Linked DNA regions of Homo sapiens: region 1 is linked to region 2. A link is a loop called in an ENCODE intact Hi-C map of the cell type or tissue named here. Cell type or tissue: endothelial cell of umbilical vein. All regions are shown on one strand.

The links. Hi-C counts contacts between places; a loop is a spot of excess contacts. Peaks named below come from ENCODE experiments on the same cell type or tissue, not always from the same donor. Only the 100,000 strongest peaks of a DNase experiment are listed, where the experiment ranks them.
Region 1: a loop joins it to region 2, with 8 times the contacts of the local background. A loop is called at or near these places in 1 of 110 quality-filtered maps.

Annotation. Positions count from the first base shown.
Region 1 is chr3:171,372,456-171,376,455 of GRCh38, reverse strand. All of the region lies in intron 1 of TNIK (TRAF2 and NCK interacting kinase), which reads left to right. Among named protein-coding and RNA genes, the nearest start is that of TNIK, 86 kb to the left of the region's middle. In endothelial cell of umbilical vein, no CTCF peak of the experiment used is centred here; DNase peaks (open chromatin) are centred at 255, 1,535 and 2,015; H3K27ac peaks cover 3,019 bases.
Region 2 is chr3:171,203,516-171,207,515 of GRCh38, reverse strand. The region is part of intron 4 of TNIK (TRAF2 and NCK interacting kinase); the gene reads left to right. Among named protein-coding and RNA genes, the nearest start is that of MIR569, 99 kb to the right of the region's middle. RefSeq lists a silencer at 941-1,120 and an enhancer at 647-1,256. In endothelial cell of umbilical vein, no CTCF peak of the experiment used is centred here; DNase peaks (open chromatin) are centred at 1,035 and 2,485; H3K27ac peaks cover 2,790 bases.

The DNA.
Region 1 (4,000 bases), 170 kb before region 2:
CACAGTAGGTGGCGAGGGAGGGTGCCAGGTAGCAGTCAGGGATTAAATAAATCTTACTGTGTAAAGCAAGACCTTTGACTCTGCAAACCTCTACTGCTTTAGAAGAGGGGAAGTTAAAGTAAAAAATTACCTTTGAGGGAACTTGCCTGGCTGTGAGTGCAGCATAAACTAGAATCTGGGGGTTGTTGAGTCAGCACAGTTTCCTAATGCTGTACTTTCGAAGATGATGTTGAAAAGCCTGAAGCCTCAAGATAAATGTGGAGAGTTCTCCTACTGTTCCTGTTTTCTTTGTTCTGTTTTGCTTTTGTAAGCATATGCTTGTCAGTTAGGGCTGAAACCAAACAAAACAGCTGCTAAATATGGTTCTAAAAGAAATAACATTTTGGTCTTCTTAAGGCCCGTAAGTTTAGAGTAAGCACAGTCGTTTGGCAGATGTCAATAGGGAATCCGGGGGTAGCAGTCATTCTGGGAGCACTATCAGCCATCCGTATTCTGTTGGGTGTATTTTACCCTGCCAGAGGACTGGTGGCCTCAAGTAAAAGATTCTGTCACAGAACGGCTGTGTCTTTAAGAGGCGTTTTGGAGGAGGGGTGTCTAGAGTCTGTGTAGGCCATTTGCTCATGATCCGTGTCAATTTCATTTTCAAAGAAGTGGGGAGGCATTGGAAAGAATATGTATCATCTTTTATGATGTGAAGGAAATAGTCATCCTAGTTACAGACTTAAGTTTGCCTTTTTCAATCTTTGGGATTTAGCCCAGTGGTGTTATTTAGTGTTCTTATAAATCCAGTATCATTCAGAGGACCTGGAGGAATTAAAGCATAACCTAGTGGCAGGGAATATCAAACCCTAGATCTTAAATCTCTCCTCTCTGCTGTGAAGCTGGGCTTGAGCCTGCCAATGCCATCTAAATTTCATCAGCTGAAAGAAAGAGTATTTATTTCAACATCCAAGGAACCCCCAAAACTTAATGCGCCTTCTCAATTGTCTAACTAATTTTTAAAGAGACATACATTTTGTCCATAAATACCTGACTCTGTTTGCTAAGCATGTGGTGGGTAATATTATTGGTTGAAAAGCAATAGGTTTTCGTTTACTGGCCAGATTAGTTTTATTGGCTTTTTTAGTTGAAAATCTATAAAATGCGGACTGAATTTTACTGTGGCATATTCTTTGTTTATTACATGAACTCATTTTCAAAGATGAAAAAGAAAAGGGAGGAAGAAAATGAATATTTATTAAAGTCCTATTACATATCAGGCCCCAAGCTAGTCTAGACACTCACAGTTCTCATTGTATCTCCCAAGGGAGGTAATCCTGTCCACATTTTAAAGATGAGGAAACTGAGGTTCAATGCAGTTCTGAAACTGGCTCAAGGTTAGAGAGCTACCAGGTGGTAAACCAAGGGCTGGGGATTATGGTTCCATGAAGCTATGATATAGTGATTAGGAACTCAAGGTTTGGAGTCTGACCATCTGAGTCAACATCCTGGCTCTGCCGCTCATTAGTAGTGTGACCCTGACTAAGCATTTAATCCCTCCGTGCCTCCATTTCCTAATCTGTAAAACAAAGATAATGATAGCATCCACTTGATAAAGCTGTGATAAATGAGCTATTCATGAAAAATGCTTAGAATCGTTTCTGACACATAAGTCCTCATGAAATGTTCACTATTACTGTAATTTTTATTGTCATGACTAACCAAGTTTGCTTTTATCAGTACTGGCTGAAAAATTACATTTTCTTTCAAGGAATAGTCTACCTTTTGATATGTAGTTATATTTCATTATGAAATAATGTAAACTACTCTACCTTAGAATTAAATTCTCTTCTCACCCTCCCAGCAAAGGTTAAGATCTGAATAAAGGCATGTGTGGCCAACAGGGATTCTTGACTTTGGTAAATGTCAATGATTTGCTCTTTTCTCCTTGGTGTATGTAACTTTCTTCCATGCTGCTCATCCTGGCTTTAAGAGCAGCTAAGCAAACACAAGAGGGAGAATTAAGTGGATTTCTTATCTCTTAGCTTTCCTGTCTTTGTAACATGATTATTAGGTACAGCTTCCTCTCCTTGCTGCACATTCTGTTGGCCACATTCTGACAGCCTGTCTTCTCAATGCACGTGAGGCACAGTTTACTACAACAGGCTCTATGGATTTTATTTTTTTAAGCTGGGAATACTACAGGGGCTTTTACATGTGACAGTTTTGTCCATTTGGGATTGGGGTAAGGAGGATAGAGGGCACAGTGGTAAAACAACTTGTCTAGATTTAAAAGAAATGATGTAAGTTTGCTAGACCTTTGGCTCTACATTCTGATCCCATTTTTTGTGATTTGCACTATACATGTCTTGAAGAATTGGGAGTGGGACATCAACCTTATTCAGTAAATAGTTATATCTAGCAGTTATGTATTGGACAGCATGCTAAGTGCTGGAAATACCAAGATAAATATGTTACAGTGCTTGCTCTTGAGGCATTTGTAATTCATCAAGGGAGAGAAATGTAAGAGAGGCTAGCACTATGTGAAAATGGTTATCATAGAGCTGTGCACAACATATTGCGGCTGCAGAGAGAGAGAGGCAGTGACGCTGATTTAAGAAGGGCTTCAGAAAGGAGGCAGCAAGCTGGGCTTTCAAGGATGGGCTTGCCTCATAAAGAAAGCAGAAGGAATAATCTTGGCAGATGGGCAGTATGAACCAAGAGCTGAGTGTGGTATGTTAGGGACATGAGGGACATGTGTTGGTTATAGTACAGAATGATGGAACACAAGGCTGGGAATCGAGGCCAGGCCTAAGAATGACATGACCTTGACTTTCAGTTTGAACCGTATCTTGTATTATTTTAAATCATGGAGTGTCATGATTAGAAATGTCTGTTTTAGAAAGATCAGTATGGAGAATAGCTTAGAAGGAAGAAAGAATTAACTAAAAGCAAATGGTCCCAGAAAAAGATGATGAAGCCTGTTGTGTGAATGGAGTGGAGTAGATGGATATGGTGGACATTTGGAGATAAGATCATTGACACTTAGTGAACAAAATTAGGGGAGTGGTGGACAAGGGTGGAAACTTAGGGGAAGGTACCTAGAAGGTGTGAGCAGAAGAAATATTATAGAATCTGTGAGAGAGACTAAGAGGTATGATAGAAGATGGTGGAGGGATATATTTTCAACAGGAGTAGTGATGCTCAGGAGTATAAATGCCTCAAAAGGGACAACTAGGACAGGACTGAGAAGCAACCACTATGTGTAAGAAATTGAGGTTCATGGTGACCTTTTGGGGAAATTACTTTAGAGGTACTCTAGAATGGAGAAAACAGCTAAATGCTTATACTGTTCAAGCTGTATCACAATTCTACAAGGATGTAACTAATGATGAAATGCATTTGTGTGAAAGACTATTCACAAACATTCAGCTCTCCAGGCGCTTGGATTGGGGGAAAGAGAGAAGAGAGCCTAGGGTCAGTACTGAGGTGTCACTGAATAATACCTCTGACTTCCATATCTAGGGTTTCAAAGAGCCCCCTCCTTGCAAATACCATGACTCATGCTATTTTGCTTTGTTACTCTCAGGATACTGTAGACTGTAGATGCTTATAGACTTCTCTTTTGATTCCAGACTGGTTCTTATTTCTAGCCATGGTGCTTGTAGTGTATGTTGTGGTATGTCACACAGAGCTCAGTTCTCCACTGCTGAGGCACTCAGTTGTCCACCTTCTGGGAGTGTAGGTAGCTAGGGATGACGTTCATCTGAAAAATGTCCTCAGCTGAACAGTGTCAGTTCACCTAAGATTGTTACCTCTGGGACGGGTATTGGGGGGCATCCCACATGCAGTGACTAGTCAATGGAGATGGGATGCAAAGTCCTGATGCTTCCAGGTAGGATAATTCTCCAGGGCTGTCCTAGCTCCAGCACTTCCATGGATCAGATGAAGTTTTTGTTACCACTACATTTCAGTTCAGCTCTTCCTTTGGCTCAGTCCAGTTCTTCCTTTACTCCCCGGC
Region 2 (4,000 bases):
ATAAAAACTGTATATTGGCTGGGCATGGTGGCTCATGTCTATTATCCCAGTACTTTTGGAGACCAAGGCTGGGAGGGTTGCTTGAGCCCAAGAGTCTGAGACCAGCGTGGGTAACATAGTGAGGCCTCATCTCTACCAAAAAAATTAAAATTTAAAAAAAAAGAAAAAGAATTTGTATATTGTTGGTGAGGATGTAGAGAGAAGGGAACCCTTGTATGCTGTTGGTGGAAATGTAAATTGGTACAGCCATGTGGAAAATACTACAGAGGTTTCTGAAAAAATTGGAAATAGAACTACCTTATGATCCAGAAGCCCCACCTCTGGATATATATCCAAAGGAAATAAAATCAGTATCTCAAAGAGGCATCTGAGCTCCTGTGTTCATTGCAGCAATATTTAGAATAGCCAAGGAATGATAGCTATTTTATAGTTGTCTGTAGAAAGGTGTTTTCTTTGGTCAGGGCTATGGTTCTCAATTTAAAAAAAAAAAGCATTAATGTAGATTTATAACCATCTCCCAGCATATCACCTGAGCTAGAACAGCTATTTCTAGATGAGCCACACCTAGCTATTAATTTCATTCATTTTGTGAGATGGGCCAGATAGAAAAGTTGGTTTTCATGTTAAGTTGAATTATTAAAATTGGGGTAATTGGGGTGTTTATTTACGAATCGTTGGTTGAGGGAAGGAGAGGGGTGGTTAATAGGGCTTGACTCTTTTTCGCCCTTTTGCAGATCCTGAGATGTTTTAAGTTGGAAGAAGAATTAGTCATGATAAACTTTGCTGGGTCCAGTGAAGTTAATTGACTTTCCCCGGGCCTCAAAACTCATTAGTGGATGATGCAGGACCAGATTGCAGACATCCTAAAACATAACACTTTAGCTTGGTTGGAAGTTCTGTGAAAGCCCCCTGGAAGTTTTTGTTAAAAACTGAGCAAAATCTTCAGTCCATTTTCAGATAGGTACTTGGAGAAAGCAGCACACCTGCTGGCATCTGCATGGTGTTAATGGGAGGTATTGTACTCTGGAAATGAGTCACTTCCCACTAGTTCTCACCCTGGCCAATTGCTCTTCTCATGGAGATGGCTGTTGTTGCTGGGAACCAAAAGCCTGATGTGTATGTGTTCATTTATTTACTCCCCAGTCATTCATTCATTCTTCCATATATATATATATATATACACGAACATATATATCTCCATATATTCATTTATTTGTCTGTGTGTACATACATATGTATATGTATATATTATCATATCATCATATATATACATGGCTAGTATAGATACATATATATACTGGCTAGGCACAAGGCACTCTTCCAAGCACTCAGGATATAACAGTGAACAAAATTTATGAAAGTACTTATTTTAATGCAGCTTACATTCTTGCTGTAGACTACAAACAATAAACATAATAAATAAGACAATTACAGAGGATGCTGGAAGCTAGTAAGTACCTGGTGGAGTACTAATTGGGAATGCAGGTAAGGGTTGCAATGTGTTATGGACTAAACATTTGTGTGCCCCCAAAATTCATATATTGAAATCCTAACTTTCAATGTGATGGTATTAGGAGGTGAGGCCTTTGGCAGGTGATCAGGTGATGAGGGTGGAGCCCTTATAAATGGGATTAGTGCCCTCATAAAAAGAACCCAGAGAGCTCCCTTGCTGTCTTTCTGAGAAGTTAACAGTCTGCAACCTGGATCCAGATCATTCAGGGCTTTGCAGGCCATTGGAAAGACCTCGGCTTTTACTCTGCATTAGGTGGGAGAGCCATGGAGGGTTTTGAACATGGAGTGAGGGGGATGGGATCTGACCCACATACTGAAGGGGTCACTTCAGTTGCTGGCTTGCGAATAGACCAGATGGGTCAAGGAGAGAAACAGGAGACCAGTTAGGAAACTGTTTTAGTAAGTGAATCCCCTTCCTGAACTTGATGAAGGGGGGATCTGCAAGTAGTGAGCACTTCCAAACTGGACCACATGGGGAGGAATTCTGCCATCACATTCAACTTACCCCACTTCAATTAAATGCAATTAACTGCAGGTAACAAAATGTGGAAGTTACAGCTCCTACATTCTGCCAGGTTTGAAGGACAAAGGGCCTAGCACTCGTCAGACTCGCGTCTATGCAGAGGGCTGCTCTGACCATCCCTTCTAGCAATTGTCTAGTAGCTTCTTTCTTACCAAAGATGAAGATAAAAGCTATGAAAGGCCTCATAAGGGCAAGAGCGTCATTTCTTTTCCTAGTTGATTGATGTGGTGACAAATCAAGAAAGAACTAGGAAGAAGAAAGACAGAAACATAATAGTTAGGAAATTAATATCAGATTACAATATTGGTGGGAACACAGTCATAGAATATAACAGTACATACTTATTCCAAGGCCTCTGACTCACTAAATTTGGGGCATTCTCTGTTAATAAGAACAATGGTAGGAAATATTTATCACCTGCTTACCATGGGCCAAGTACTATGCTTGTTTACTTTGTCATATTATCTTATTAGATTTTTGCAGCCATTCTGCAAATCAAGTATTATCCCTACTCTGCAGATGGAGGAAACTAGGCTCAGAGAGTCCAGAAGTTTGTCCAAGGTCTTATAGCAAGTCCGTGATGAAGCCAGCATGCTAGCTAACCCCAAGCTGTCTGATTCCAGAATCAAGCCCTTAAACCCTACACTCTTCTCCTTTGGTCATGAAAAATAGTTCTGATATCAGAAGCTGATGTTCTAAATAGGATTGAAGATTTATGTTTAAATAAATTTAGTTTAACTTCACCTTTAATCTGTACTCCTCTATTTACCCAATATTCAAAGAGCAAGTAAGACCTGTTAGCTACTAATAAGAGTGCTGTAAACTCTAAGAAATACATTTTGAAAAGTGCGTTAGGTGCTTTGGGAATGTTTTATCAAATAATTGCAAAGGTCATAGATAGTTGACTCTTCAGACTAGTGGCATTTTGTTAGGATTACGTTTGTATAAAAATATTATGAATTATATAGAGGCATGGCCTAAAGCAACTAAAAGCAGCACTTTCTAACATTTATTCTCTGTATTCAGACTACATGAAATATTCCCCAGATATTTATTTTGCTATGGCTGGAGGACAGGTTTGCATATATCCCACTAGCCAATGTATGTCCTGTTTCAGGTGTCTGATTGAATTATAATCTGTACGAATCCTATCAGTCTTGTTGTAGAGATAAACTCTTGTTTAGCACTAGCTCTTTGTGGAAATACAACTACTTCAGATAATGGCCAAGTAATTCTCCTTTATCAACTGCTCAGGGTCTGATCCGGAAATCAAAAAAGGGAGCCCTTTCAATAAAGATTCTGATCTCTCGGAAACAAGGCAAGCTCTGACACACAACATCTCATTCTGCTGCCTATCAGTGATGAGAGGCTCTCCATTTTGCTGCATGCCATTCAGACACTGGGAGGGAGGGAGAAATACTGTTTAGTAAATTAACTAATTTCTCAAAAATTACAATGTGAACTCACACATATTTTGCTGTCTTTTTTGATACCACCATAATACAGGGCTAGAATATCTCGTAACAGGAAATAAATTTGTAATCATCTTCTGAAATGTAGGGTGGTCAAGTAAGATAGCAGATTTTTGCCCTGTAGCGGCTCAATAATCTATTCATCAAGTTTTCACACGGTACACTTGCAGAGCCAAGACTTAAGAAATTATACCGTGTGCGTTTTAAGGACAAAGATTCTGACAGCCTGGGAATCTGGAGACCCAGAGTCAAACCTCGGGAGAACCAATGTGTCTGGCATTTGGATTCTACTTTATAAAAATGATAATATTAGACTAGTTCTTAGTTGGCAAACTGGCAGCCTAGAGGCTAAATGCTGCCATGATAAATATGTTGAGTTTGGTTCACATAAGGTGGTGGTGGTTTAATTATGCCAACATTAGAAAATTTGAGCAGTTTCACAGAAAAGTCTGGATTCTTGAAAAGTTTTGAAAAATAAAATGATCTAGAAATA